2 separate regions of the Homo sapiens genome follow, and region 1 is linked to region 2. A link is a contact called in ENCODE Hi-C or POLR2A ChIA-PET data. All regions are on one chromosome and are shown on one strand. The core of a region is the stretch at or near the end of the contact, and the rest is flanking DNA. Distances in the headings are between cores, read along the strand shown.

Region 1 (7,332 bases), core at 1,469-3,968, 180 kb before region 2:
CCTTCCCATTATTGAGATTAACTGGCAAAAATAATTTGTTTCCTGTAAGTTTTCTTCTTTTTTTTTTTTTTTTTGAGATGGAGTCTCACTCTGTCACCCAGGCTGGAGTGCAGTGGCATGATCCTGGCTCACTGCAACCTCTGCCTCCCGGGTTCAAGTGATTCTCCTGCCTCAGCCTCCTGAGTAGCTGGGATTACAGGCATGTACCACCACGCCCGGCTAATTTTTGTATTTTTAGTAGAGATGGGATGGGATTTCACCATGTTGGCCAGGCTGGTCTCAAACGCCTGACCTCAAGTGATCCGCCCACTTCAGCTTCCCAAAGTGCTGGGATTACAGGCGTGAGCCACTGCACCAGGCCAATTTTCTGTGTTTTCAATAATTAATTTTAGGCAAGTCAAACCAAACACATCGCAGAGTCCCTTCCCTGTTGGTGTGGGTGTTTCTCAGCATTTATGTTTTAGTCAAATATTACAGCTTTTAGTAAAAATTTATATACGGTTTGAAGAAAAATGAAGCATAGAAAGCAGACAAGGAAGGCTATTTCTCTCATTTTGTCACCTTCATAATGTTGGTTGCTAAAAATAACCTACTTGTCAAATCATTTTGTACTACTGCGAGAAGTGCTAATGTAAGACATGTTTTCTGAAAATAACTGTGATGAGGCGTCTTGGATTAAGGGCTTTGGTACAGAAGTGATGGAGTTCCCTTCTGGGTAGAGTGGCTCAGGATCATAACTTGCTTAGAACACCTACTAGCTTACCCTTTCAACTCCTTAAGAGGAAACCTGTTTGTAGGATTTTTTTTGTAAACTAACCAATCTATAAATGTTGTATGGGATCCTGAATTAAATCTTGAACAACAACAACAAAAAGGACATTAGTGAAAACACCGAAGTCTAAATAAAGTCTGTTGTCTAGTAACTAGTATGATGATAATGTTAATGTGATAGTTTTGATCAGTGTACCAGAAGATGAGATGCTACCGTTAGGGGAAGCTAGGTGAAGGGTATACATGAACTTTCTGAACTACAGTTACAACTCTTGAGTAAATCTAAAATTATTTCAAAATGCAAAGTTAAAAGAAACTAACTATAGTCTTTGGAAAACTAAATATACTGATTGAAAGCTAATTCTAGAAAAACCAGGTCTGGAAAGGTGTTAAGGCCACATCTCGAGGGAGAGAATTTTACTCACTCAGATACCCAGATATGTGCTAGATGTTTGACTGACTGTAAGTACCAACCCTGACAAGGTGACAAGAGGGGTAGTGTGCAACAATTCTTTTACAAATATGGAACTTATAGAAGCCTATCAAAAAAAAAATCTAGTTCCTTTCTTTCCATATAAGCAAGGCTAGTTCAAAACACAGTGGCCCAACTAAAAGAGGTTCAATATAAGTTATTTTTTGGTTTTTTGTTTTTTGAGTAGCGTCTCACTCTGTTGCCCAGGCTGGGTACAGTGCTGTGATTATAGCTCACTGCAACCTCAGTCTCCTGGGCTCAAGTGACCCTTTTTTTTCAGCCTCCTGAGTAGCTGGGACTACAGGCATGTGCCAACATGCCTGGCTAATTTTTGATCGTTAGTAGAGATGAGGTCTCGCTATGTTGCCCAGGCTGGAAATGTAAATTTTCTTAATCTCCCATCTTAGACTTATTTGGTCGGCTTGGAGTTAGGAAGGAATTTCTCACTGTAGTGCCAAACCTGAAATGGTAATTGTGTTTGAGCAAGTTCCCTGAACATAAGGGGGCGAGGGGAGGAAGAGGAACGATCCAGGCCATTTTTGTTGATACATAATAGTTGCACATATTTTTTCATGTGATGTTTCGATATATGCATACAATGTGTAATGATCAGATCAGGGTAATTGAGATATTTGTTGCCTCAAACATTTTTTCTTTGTTGGGAATGTTTAAACTCTTCTAGCTGTTTTGAAATATACAATAAATGATTGTTAACTATAGTCACCCTACTGTGCTATTGGACATTAGAACTTATTCCTTCTATTATAACTGTATGTTTGTATTCATTAACCGACATCTCTTTCTCCGCTCCCCGCTCCACCCTTCCCAGCCTCTGGTATCTATCATTCTATTCTCTACCTCCATGAGATAACTTTGTTAGCACCCAAATATGAGTGAGAACATACGATATTTGTCTTTGTGTGCCTGGCTTATTTCATTTAACATAATGACCTCTAGTTCCATCCACGTTGCTCCAAATGATGGGGCACCAGCCCCCTTAGTATTCAGTTCTCCTTTAGTCCCTGAACCACATTATCAGTGGAGTTAACTCCTGTGTTAGCTAAAAGACAGGTGTCTTTGTAACCTAGTGTAATCAGCATGACAATTTTCTAAAAAAAAAAAAATGTATATTAAGAATGTGTTGGAGTAGGGGGTGTGGAATGTAAAAGAACTGTGGAACTCTTCATTCTTTTAAGTTCTTTAGAGAAGTGCTCTTATATGTATGCTTTACATAGTTAGGATCAGCATGTATATCTGCTCTTTCCTATTCTGCTGTTTTCACTTAACATTATTTCACATTCTGGTTTCCACCCACACAGTGCACATAATTGCCATCTTTAATGGCTGTGTAACATTCCATTGTATTGAATAGCATGCCAGTTGTTAGGACCGGGCTTATTTTTCTGAGCAGATCTAAAGGCCTGCTGTCTCATAGCACCAGAGGTCTATTTTAGTTCCTGGATGTGGCGACTAGCATGAGCGTGGGATCGCGTGGGATTCCTGAGTCATCAGTGCACAGCACAGCCTGAGTGCTTTGTTAACATTGCTCTCCCACCACCCAACAGCAGAGCCACCTCAGCCTCCCTGGACCAGATCCTGGCACTTACTGGGCACAGGGGTGGAAGTACATTCCCCCTGAGCTGATATTATCTATGTGCCAATAGCAGAAAGCATCTGCCACCTTCTCCTTCCTGGGATAACAATTGTTTCCTCCAGAGCTTGACATGAGAAAAAAGGCAAGGGGAGTGGGAGAACATTTTATTACAGCTGAAGGAATAAGGTACAGATCAGGGGTGCCATGGCTATAGTTCTTTTAGTTGCAGCTATAAAAATACAGCGGGATGAGGGGATGGTTTCAGTATTGGAAAGTTGGGTGACAGTTCTCATTCTCTATACACTTTCATGTCAGAAATTTAAGTTTTGGTCTTCCAATAAAGGGTTTACAGGGTTGAGTAACAAAGCAGTGAGTCCAGGCTTGACCCTTAAGTCAGTCATAGCCATCTTATGGTTAAGAATACTAGTTGGCAGGATTCTCCTGAGAAGAGTGATGTTGTGTTGAGTGCACTTATTACATCTTGCCAGTAGCAACTGCCTTGAAAATAAGTGATTTGAAGATGTTATTGAGAGGAAAGAACAATATTCAAAACACAACTGGGGCTGGGCACAGTGGCTCACACCTGTAGTCTCAGCACTTTGGGATGCCAAGGTGGGAGGATTGCTTAAGCCCAGGAGTTCGAGGTTGCAGCAAGCTATGACTGTGGCACTGCGCTACAATCTGGGTGATAGAGCAAGACCCTGCCACTAAAACAAAAATAAAAACACAACTGGTATGGCCCAAACACCCAACACTTGAATCTCTGGGGGATTTATAACTAGTTTAGCTACTACTGGTTTCCATGCTCCAACCCTGAATTATCACTGTTCTTTCTTAACCTTTGCTGCGTGCTAACTATATGACTCATTTCCTACAGAGGTCATAGATTGCTTAACAACCCTGCTGACAGAGTGCTACTGGCAGGTAGACCTAACACATGAATGACAAGTGAGGACTGGAGTGCAGGAATTGAAAACCATTCAGAGCAGAAGGACCTCTCTACCTATTCATAGTGAATTCTCTAGTCAGAAAGCCCAGGTCTGTCCCTGAAAGATAAGATAGAAACATACCCAGAGCCATATGAGTGAATGATAGGCCAGGGTCATTCATAAGCTGCAAGTGCCTCTGACGGGAGCTACATTCTAAACATCTTGGAGAGTGACCAAGACATTGACAACTAAAGAAAAGAAACCCCAAGGCAACCACTTGCCTTTAAGAAAATTTGCCCTCCAGGCTCAAGAAACTATCCATTTCTTGGTCCCTGGGCTGCCCCACTGAGAAAGAGATTTGTAAAACCTCTTTGGCAGATTTAGGATTCTGAAAGAGAAAAATATGGGAGGCGTTGGTTGTAATTACCCTAGATTCTCTATTCACTTTGTACTTGACAGTCTAAGACATCTCTCTTTGGGTTGTTTTCTACAGAAAAGTGGATACCTATCCCAGAAGGGGGACTATAGCTTTCTAATGATCTCACCGAGCTCCTTCCCTAAATCAACATAATAGTAGCTAATATTTAATATCCTACTTAGGGTGTGCCAGGCACTATTCTAAACATTTTTGTGTGTATCATCCCTTTTAAACTTTACAGCAGGCCTTTGAGGTAGGCACTGTTATTCCTGCCTTCACTGGGGGAAATTGCCTGGTCACCCAGCTTGGTAAGAGGTTTGGAAAGTATATTAACAGCCTGTAGCAACACAATTAAGATTCACTCAAAAAGAGATTTTTTTTCTTTACATGACTAAGGGTACACTGATTGTATTGGGAGGAGGGTATCTAAATAACTTTTTGTGATTGATAGATTCTATGTAGGAAAATTTGGTTGACACCCAGGAACACCTACATTGCACAAAAGGAAGTATGCCAATATACTGAAATTCAGTTGTGTTAGATGTTGTTCAACTTAGATTCTTCACCCAGCTCACCTTCATAGGGTACAATCCCATCCCTTTTTCCCATCCACTTTCTCTTCTCTATTGGCTGAGAAAGTATGCCTGCCTCATAAACACACATGTTATAAAATGTGCATGATCCAATTTTCTTACGGTTTGTTGATTCGTAGTCTCCTGCCTCATAAAACTCTTATTCAGGAGAGAGATTTGTTGCATCCCCAGGTGAGAATGATTGTCAGCAGAATTCTCCAGCGATATTTATCAGGCAAATTGGAGGAAGGTAGATGGGCTGAAAGGCCAAAGAAGACCCAGGGAGGATACAGTATTTTTGAACAGAGTAGAGCACTGGCTTGGGCACATGAGATCTGGATTTTTAGGAGCAGCTCTGCCAGCCATCAGCTGTACCATCTTGGGCAAGCCACTTAACCTCTCTGCACCTCAAGTTCCTCATTTTTATAACAACAGGGGTTGGACCAGAGGCTCTGTAAGGTTCCTTTCAGCTTCATAATTCTAAGCTGTGCCTCAGTCAGAATCCTATCAAAGACCTATAAGGTGCTTGGGATGGTTTCCTTGAAGATAAGAGCAAATGATGCAACCATCTACAGTGTCAGACCTTCCAGATGGGGTTGTAAGAGGGATCTTTCTGTACAAAGTTTCTATCCCTCAGAAGCAGTTATGAGTTAGTTCATTTATACTGCTTGGTGAGATGGTATAGGGTAGAGCAAGGGTTATGGAGTAGGACCTTAGTTTGAAAACCATTTCTGCCACCTCCTGTCCCAGGGTCCCCAGGGAAAAATTATTTAACCTCTCTGAACATCATTTTCTGCCTCTGTAAGATGGTGGTGGTAGAATCAACTTCAGAGGGTTTTGAAGATGAAAGGTAATTATATATATAAAGCACTTAGCCCAGCACCTGGCAAAATGGAAGTGCTGAATCAACAATGTGTGCTACCACTATTGGTGTGCTTATTGATATTAACTTAATTCTCCTGACACGGGCATGGATATACTTCAACATTTTTTTTTTGAGACCGAATCTTACTCTGTTGCCCAGGCTGGAGTGCAGTGGTGCAATCTCGGCTCACTGCAACCTCCACCTCTGGGGTTCAAGCGATTCTCCGACCGCAGCCTCCCAAGTAGCTGGTGTTACAGGCTCGTGCCACCATGCCCGGCTAATTTTTGTATTTTTAGTAGAGATGGGGTTTCACTATATTGGCCAGGCTAGTCTTGAACTCCTGACCTCAAGTGATCCACCTGCCTTGGCCTCCCAAGGTGCTAGGCATGAGCCACTGCACCCGGCCAGCATTTTTTCTTAAATAAAGCTTTCTCTTTCTTTCTGGCTTTAAGTAGCTCTAGAGTCAGAAAGATCGGGATTGAATTCCCTGCTCTGCTTTTTTTTTTCCTCACCCCCAAATTTTAAAATTCAATTTAATTTCTAAATTGATATATATGTACACATTTTGTGGGTATGTATGATAATACATCATCTAATTTATGAAGATCAAATCAGTGTAATTGGGATATCCATCACCTTTAATATTTGCCTTTATGCTAGAACATTTGAGTTATTCTCTTCAAGCTATTTTGAAGTATACAATAGATGATTATAGTCACCCTACCAATCTGTCAAACTGTATATATGTATCCATTAATCAGCCTCTCTTCATCTCCCGCCCCAACCCCCACCGCCCCGCACTTTCCTGTCCTCTGGAAACTGCCAGTCTATTCTCTATCTTCATGAGATCCACTTTTTTTGTAAGCTCCCACATGTGAGTGAGAACATCCTGCTCTGCTTTTTGTAGGCAGTGGGACCTTGGGCAAATTTGACTTTTCTGCCCCTTAGTTTCCTCATCTGTGAAATGCAGTCAGGTATAGTGCTTACCCCCAAGGGTTGTTGTGAATAAGATAATGGAAATAAAGAATTTAGCACTGTGGGCCGGGCGCGGTGGCTCATGCCTGTAATCCCAGCACTTTGGGAGGCCGAGGCGGGCGGATCACGAGGTCAGGAGATCGAGACCATCCTGGCTAACACGGTGAAACCCCGTCTCTACTAAAAATACAAAAAGCTGGCCGTGGTGGTGGGCGCCAGTAGTCCCAGCTACTTGGGAGGCTGAGGCAGGAGAATGGCGTGAACCCAGGAGGTGGAGCTTGCAGTGAGTCGAGATCACGCCGCTGCACTCCAGCCTGGGAGACAGTGAGACTCTGTCTCAAAACAAAACAAAACAAAACAAAAACTTAGCACTGTGCCTGGCATCCAGAATGCACTCAATAAATGGTGGCTGTGCTGCTCATGGTGAAGGTAATATAGATTGAGCATCCCTAATGTGAAAATCCAAAATCCAAAATCTTCTAAAATTAGAAACTTTTGGAGTCCTGACATGACACTCAAGGACATGCTCATTGGAATGTTTCAGATTTTTGGATTAGGGATGCTCAACCAGTAAGTACATATAATGCAAATATTCATAAATGAAAATAAATCTGAAATCTGAAATGCTTTTGGTCCCAAGCATTTCAGATAAGGGATACTCAACCTATAGTAGTAGTAATGGTAAATAACTACTACCACTACCACTGCCACCCTTGGGATAGAGGGATCAATGCAT
Region 2 (7,539 bases), core at 307-2,806:
AATTTTTGTATTTTTAGTAGAGACAAGGTTTCACCACATTGGTCAGGCTGGTCTCGAACTCCTGACCCCAGGTGATCCGCCTGCCTCGGCCTCCCAAAGTGCTGGGATTACAGGCTTGAGTCACTATGCCCTGCCTAAAAAACATTTTTAACGAAAAAAACATATTTTAGGTAAGAATAAATGTCAATTGTATAGTGTATCAATTATATCTCAATAAAGCTGTTACAAGAACAAAATGTATGTGAAAAGTCACCAGTAAAGAAAACCTGCCATTATTACTAAGAGCCAAATCTGTGGTGATTTTTAAGAAGCTCCCACCATGAAGGAAAAGGGGATCTCACCTGAAACTAACAACAGGTCCAACCTCAGAAAAGATGTCCTTCAACTGCTCTTCAGTAGCTTCATAAGGAATGTTCCCCACTAAGGAAGAAAATAGGTAACATTAAAATTCTGAGTTTATAACATAGATCTTTAGTGAGAAAGTAAACTTATATCATCAAATATAAGACTCAAAATAGTGTTCTCCAATCCCAATTCCATTGTATTTCTTCAGACCTCTTAACAAAGGAAATATACCACTGAAACTAAATACAAAATGTGTAGGTACTCTCAAATGTTAGTTCTCAGACTGATCTGACACGTGTTAGATTTTCCTTAACTTTGGTGCAAATAAATACTTTGGCACTGGTATTTACCTAAAGATCTGCAAGTCTCATCAGTGACTACAAAAAATATCAATGTTATTTAATATAATTTTTAAAACAGGTTCCTATGTATTTCCACACATACAACATTTAAGGGAGAATGACGATGAATGTAGTGAAAGATGTTTAAAAAGTATTCTGAACTACTTTGTCATGTCCCTTTCAAATGGTACTCTAAAATAATCACACGTATTTTTAAAAACAACTTATTTCAGCCAAAAAGATAATTCAGAATCGTTTCGATCCTTTTTAAAATTCCTCTGAGGAGATCTTAATAGTTCATTCATTCATTCACTTACAAGCCATCTCAGGACACCAGGTGGCCGCTACCACTATTGATGCACTAAAATGTTACAGATAAAAAGCAAAGGATGAAAGTCCTTAGGAGAGGACAGTAAGTGGACACTAGGATCTATACCCTCAGCATATAGTCTGTATTCTGGGGCAGAGGATGAGAAGTAGTACGGGACAGTGAGGAGCTGTTACCGTGAGCCTTCTCCTCTAGAGAATAATTGAAGCTCATGAAAGGAGAAACGCACAGAAGCTGAACGCTAGTCTAACTTCCCCACTGATATTGCGGAAAGCCTACGAGACCTCGGCAGAATGGGAATATCTCTTTGCTCATGAGTCCACCAGGTTGGACGCCCTACAGGATAAGCAGGGAGAACTGCACGTCCGAACCGTCAGCGGCTCCGGTAGCGATTCATGAGATAGAAGGTGCAGAGGGGAGTCCCTCCCCGAAGCTTGACTACAACGAATTCCTCTCACCGAACACAGAACGTAGAGAACGATCCACCGCTGGGTCTCTCACAGTCAAACCCGCCATAGCTCTGTTGAGTCGGCTTCCGGTGCGCCAAAGCACACTTCCGTACGGAGCACAAGCCCAGCGCTGAGCACGCTTCCGTACGGCGCGTGAGCCGGAAGGGCCTGGGCGGAACGGACGCAGAGCCCCTCCCCTGGAGACATTCTGTTAGCCGCAGGCGCGAGTTGCGTCCACCGGAGGGCTATATTCTCACTCCTGAGATTAACTCTGTTCCGAGCCAGATGCAGGCGAGTCCAGGCTAATTTGAAGGGTTTCAGCCTGCAGACTTCCTTCTTATTAATTTTCTCTTAGGTTGATGCAAGTACTCCTCAACCACAATAAAGGCGCAGCGGCTTTACCATGGTAACAGGGAAGTCCTTTGCTGACAACTGTGGGGCTTGCATTTTAGTTCCGCCCTATCAAGGGAGGGAAATGCTTGGGCCCGTCCCAGCAGCGTGCATATTATTTGCTAAACCTGTTCGTGTGTGGAGTGAGATGAGGAAAGGGCATGCCAGCCGAGAGAAGCATAGTTAAAGAAATGGGAGAGGTAAAGGGAGAACAGACCTCTGTCCTCGTGTAGTCCGTGGGTTCCATGTGCTTCGTGGTGGGGCGGTGCGGCAGGGGATTCTGGCAGGCAGAGTATCGGAAACAGAAAACGTCATTCATCGGTTTTTCCACACTTTGGTGCCCACGCGCCTGGGATATGGCATGCAGGGCAGGTCGTTGTATCATCCCGGAAAGGCAGACCCTGCCGGGGTTGGAGGAAATCCAGGGGGCACCTCAGGAGGACAGGGTTAGGGGATAAGCAAAGGAAGGAGCCAAGAGCGCTACCTTTGAGGGACTTGTCCGAAAAAGGAAGACGGTAAAATAGCCACGGAATTGGAGGCATGGACGTTTTTATTAATTCCACATGTATTAAAAGTATATGGGCCGGGCGCGGTGGCTCATGCCTGTAATGCCAACACTTTGGGAGGCCGAGGCGGGCGCATCACCTGAGGTCGGGAGTTGGAGACCAGCCTGGCCAACATGGAGAACCCCTTTTCTACTAAAAATACAAAATTAGCCGGGCGTGGTGGCGCATGCCTGTAATCCCAGCTGCTCAGGAGGCTGAGGCCAGAGAATCGCTTGAACCCGGGAGATGGATGTTGCGGTGATCCGAGATCTGCCATTGCGCTCCAGCCTGGGCAACAAGAGCGAAACTCCATCTCCAAAATAAAAGTATATGAAATATGATAAATATTTAGAAAAAATTAATAAGTGCTAGTTTACACCATGAAGCATATCACTTTAAGAAGTAATTCTGGTAAAGATGGAAAGTTTGAGAAGAGTATACCCATTTCCATGACTCTAGAGTCCCATTTGCAATCACTGTGTGACCAAGAGGACACCTTGTGTAATGGAATGGTCCAAAAGGAGATTTACAGCTCTGTAGAAGGCACAGTTTCAAAGAGTTTTGGTGTGTCATTGTTCCGTTGTGGTGAACTTTTGCTAAATGCATGTACGGCTGAGTATATTTCTAACTCAGTGTTTGGCAAACTTACATAAACAAAAGATTAACCTGGGGTCTTTGAGTAAGAGTATAGATTCCTGGGGCTCCACCCCAGCCCTATGGAATGGGACTCCAGGGAAAGAACTTGGGAATCGTTATATTTAAACAAGTGCCACTGGCGATTCTTAGGGTCAGGTAATTTGAGTAGCATTGTAGTTATTGAGGTAGCTTTATGGCAGCATTTAAGACACGCATGCTTTCTTATGAAATTTCCCTTAAAGTAGTTCTCAAAGTTCTCAACCCTTGTGGAGGAGCATTTTTGGAAATGTACAGTGGCATTTTCAGTTGTTGCAATGACTACTGCTAGGGGAAGAGAAGCCAGAGATGATAAATGGACTGCCATGTCCAAGGCAGTTCTACAGGATGAACCCCTCCCCCCACTGAATGCCAATAATGTCTCTCCCCTTGAGAAACACTTAATATCAGCCATATTAGACCAAATGGACCCTGGATCTGAATGCTATGTTGCACTGCCAGCCTTGCATAAATAATTTTTACTTTAGCCTTCTTACAACTGTGTAGCTGATCCCAATGAGTTAGTAATAATAAAAGCTAACATTTATTAAGCACTTGCTGTGTCCTCATTGTATTAGTTTTCTATTGCTGTGTAACAAATTTCCACAAACTTAGTGGCTTACAACACTCATTTGTTAGCTCACAGTTCTGTAGGTCAGAAGTTTGGGTGGACATGAGTGGGTTCTTTGCTTAGGATCTCACAAGGCTGAAATCAAGGTGTTGTACTCTTATCTGGAATCTTTGGGAGAAGAATCAGCTTCCAAGCTCATTTTTCTTGTTGGCAGAATTTGGTTGGCTGTGGTTGTAGGACCGAGGTCCTTGTTTCTTTGCTGGCTATTGGCTGGAGGGCTGTAGCTCTTAGCTCCTAAGGGCTTCTTTTTGGTCCTTACATGTGGGTTTCTACATCTCAGAGCCAGTGATGGCACATTGAAACCTTCTTATGCTGTGAATCTCTGACCAGAGATTCTCTCTTTTGACCAGCTGGGGAGAACTCTGCTTTTAAATGGCTCTTGTGTTTAGGCAAGGCCTACCCAGATAATCTCCCTGTATTAAAGTCAACTGTGCTATGTGAAAACCTAATCATAAGAGTAAAATCCATTATAATCACAGTCTTAGGAATTATGCAGGGCAAATACATCAAGAGGTCAAGAAATCTTGGAGCCAGTCAACTGTACCCATTTTATTGATAAACATGTCTAAAGAAGTTTCAGTAACTTTGCCTAGGTCCCACAACAAGCAAGCTAAGGCATGGTTTGAGCTCAGGTTGCTCTGGCTCCAGAGACTGCTTAATTGTTATATCTCCTGCCTCTCAATGTAACTGAGGAAATATGGATGGCTCAGCATATTTTGTCACTGTTTTTAGGAAAGAGTACAGAACATGTGACCTGGTGATGGTGGGTCCGTGGCTCATAACAATGAGCTACTCAAGAAAAGGGTGGGGGACTTAGCCAGGGCTTGTTCTGCTATCATCAGCCGTCTGTGGGAAATAGACTATTGATTCTGTGACTTCAGCAACCAACTTCACTCTACTGGTTATAAAAGAGGAGGTGTGTGCAAGGGATGTATCCCAAGTGCTTGCTTTTTTATATTTAGATTTCACTTATACACTGTGTGCTAGTGACTCCTGCCTCAGTGCCTGTCTTGTGAGAGTCTTTCCCTTCATTGATATACTCCCTGAGTGACAGCATTTCCTTTGCCTCCAGTTTATAGCAAAATGAAGACAGAAGGTGGGATGTTTCATGCTGTTGTTGATGTTATGACTGAGCCTCAGTTAACGATGTAGGTATGATATGAAAAGGTAGGGGGAACACAAGCAAAGAAGCATTTCTACAAAAAACGGGACTAAATATATAGGGTAAATGTTATTTGGGGCTTTGAATGGAGGAGAAAGGGAACCTAGTGGAGAATCAAAGAATTTGGGAGACCACAGTCATGATTTGTGGGGCACTGGCAGAAAACTTTGTTGAAAAGTCCTGAGTTCTTAACCAGTCATGTCGATGACACTAAGAATCTTGAGTGAGGTAAACGTAAGTGAAACAAGCAGAGATATTCAAGACTGTGAAGGCACAGAGACTTGGGTTCTTTCTCCCAGTCATAAAAGATTAAATTTCTAAGGCTGGGGTACATACTACTTCATGTTTGATCCATGTTTGAACCTCTTCAAAGAGTCATGGAATAAAATCCCTCATTGGTCTCGCAGGGGATATCTGGAAAGGCAGCAACTCCTGGATAGTTGTCATTGCATGAAAAAGGTGCCAGATGAGACTGGTAGCATTACCTGTGTTAAGAGAAATCTTCAATGAGCAGCGCCTGCAAGAGCTAAGGAAACTTGTAGCCAGAGAGCACCTGAATGCTGACGTGGATTCTGATCAATAACAGGATGAAGATATCAATTGGTCTGCTTTCTAGAAAGAAATATCATTCTTAAGTTCTGCACTGCTGCATTATCAGGCTGGTTCTACAGCAATGTCTATACTTTCTGGGAATATTTGAGGGTTCAGCCCTGTGGCTACTCTACAGAGAGTTGTCTAGTCCATCAAAACTGATCATGTTGTAGCATTTTCATTTTTTATTTCTTAGCTAATAGATTTTATTCTCAATACACACTGCATGCATTTCTTTTATTCCTTTCCCAGAATCCTGTTCCTTCAAAGAAGGTTCAGAGTTGTTCACCTGCTCAAAGGATGTGTTATGAGATATGTTGTTTGCTAGACGGCCAGGGAGTTCAACTGAATTGGAGGAAGATTTGCCCTATTCTTGGCCATGGCATGGTGACCTCTTATTACTGAATAAGGACTGCTTCAAAGCCAATCATTGGGTAAAACTAGGTAAGAGGAAGAAGTCTTTGAGATTTTGTTTTGTTTAAGAACCAGAACAATAGGATATTGTTGGCTAGCACATGGCATCCAGGGTTTAGCAAAATGAAGATGAGTATTCACCAGATAGCACTCAAACTCAAACAGTGTGCTGTTGGGTAAGTGTGGCTGGGTAAAGTGTGTGGATAATGGTATCAGATTGGGGAAAATGGAGTGATAATGACTAAGAAGAGCTAACATTTGCGAAGGGCTATATAGACTACAAGGCTTCTCTACATGGATCTCATTTGATTCTCACAAAACCCATGAGATCATTTTAGTATGTTACCTTTTTTTTGTAGTAAAATATAAATAACTTAAAATTTACCATTTTAGCCATTTTTAAGTGTACAGTTCAGGGTCATTAAGTACATTCATATTGTTGTGCGCCAGTCTCCACCATTCATCTCCAGAATTTTTTTATTTTCCCAAAATGAAACTTCATACCCATTAAATGCTAACTGCCCATCCCCTCCTCGTAGCCCCTAACAACCACTGTTCTACTTTCTGTCTCTATGAATTTGACTACTCTAGGTACATCATGTAAGTAGAATCATACAATATTTGTCCCTCTGTGGTTGACTTATTTCACTTAGCATAATGTCTTTAAGGTTCATCTATGTTATCCATGTGTCAGAATTTCTTTAGTTTTTAAGACTGAATATTTTATTGTATATATATTATATATAAATACACATTTTGTTTATTCATCTGTTAATGGACACTTGGGTTGCTTTCACCTTTTGGCCATTGTGAATCATACTGCTATGAACATGGGTATACAAGTATCTCTTTGAGTCCCGGCTTTCAGTTCTTTTGTGCCCAGAAGTGGAATTGCTAGGTCCCATGGTGTGATGATTAGTTTTAGGTGTCAACTTGTCTGGATTAAGGAATAACTAGAGAACAGGTGAAGCATTATTTTTTGGTGTTTCTGTGAGTGTGTTTACAGAGGATATTGGCATGTGAGTGTGAGTGGACTAAGTGGGGAAGATTTGCCCTCAATGTGGGCAGGCACCATCTAATCAGCTGGAGCCAGGATAGAACAAAAATAGCAGAGAGATTTTTCTCGCTCTTGCAGGTGGGATACACTCTTCTCCTGCCCTTAGACATCAGCACTCCAGGCTCTTTATCCTTTGGACTCTAGCAGCCCCCTGGGTTCTCATGCCTTCAGACTTGAATGGGGCCATGCTACTGGCATTCTAAGGTCTCCAATTTGCAGAAAGCCTGTTGTGGGACTTATCAGCCTCCATAATCACATGAGCCAATTCCCCTAATAAATCCCCTCTTGTATCTTTCTCTCTATATATAGCCTATTGGTTTTGTCTCTGTGGAGAACCTTGACTAATATACATGGTAATTTTATGTTTGATCTGTTGAGAAACTGTCATACTCTTTTTGACAGTGGTTGCACCATTTTACATTCCTACAGCAATGCACAAGAGTTCCAATTTCTCCATATCCTTGCCAACATTTGTTATTTTCTGTTTTTTATAATAGCCATCCTAGGGGGTGTGAAATGGTATTTCATTATGGTTTTGATTTGTATTTCTCTAGTGGTTAGTGATGTTGAACATCTTTTCATATGTTTACTGGTCATTTGTATAACTTCTTTGA

Evidence for each region. A loop is a pair of places that touch in the nucleus more often than their neighbours do. ChIA-PET counts read pairs that join two places held with the same protein, here RNA polymerase II (POLR2A). Pooled maps may share reads with other maps.
Region 1: a pooled map shows a loop between it and region 2 (5-fold over the local background). The contact joins the enhancer-like site here to the promoter of CSTF2 in region 2. A Hi-C loop is called at or near these places in 2 of 168 maps with a recorded cell type or tissue (PC-3 and chondrocyte), 1 of 37 single-sample maps with no recorded cell type and 9 of 50 pooled maps. POLR2A ChIA-PET finds 5 or more read pairs at or near these places in 1 of 52 experiments (activated CD8-positive, alpha-beta memory T cell).

What each region holds. Positions count from the first base shown.
Region 1 is chrX:100,991,002-100,998,333 of GRCh38, reverse strand. It overlaps a transcript of TRMT2B not described here. Among named protein-coding and RNA genes, the nearest start is that of ARL13A, 25 kb to the right of the region's middle. RefSeq lists a silencer at 6,797-6,992. Within about 2 kb of position 2,718, at least 5 of the 41 ENCODE cell types and tissues checked have a DNase peak (open chromatin) inside an H3K27ac peak, as active enhancers do; they include PC-3, where a contact is called at or near this core.
Region 2 is chrX:100,814,408-100,821,946 of GRCh38, reverse strand. It overlaps CSTF2 (cleavage stimulation factor subunit 2), which reads right to left and starts at 1,556. Exons shown (of 14, transcript NM_001325.3): 1 at 1,473-1,556; 2 at 342-420. The coding sequence starts at 1,530. RefSeq lists enhancers at 1,325-1,484, 1,765-1,814, 1,825-1,884.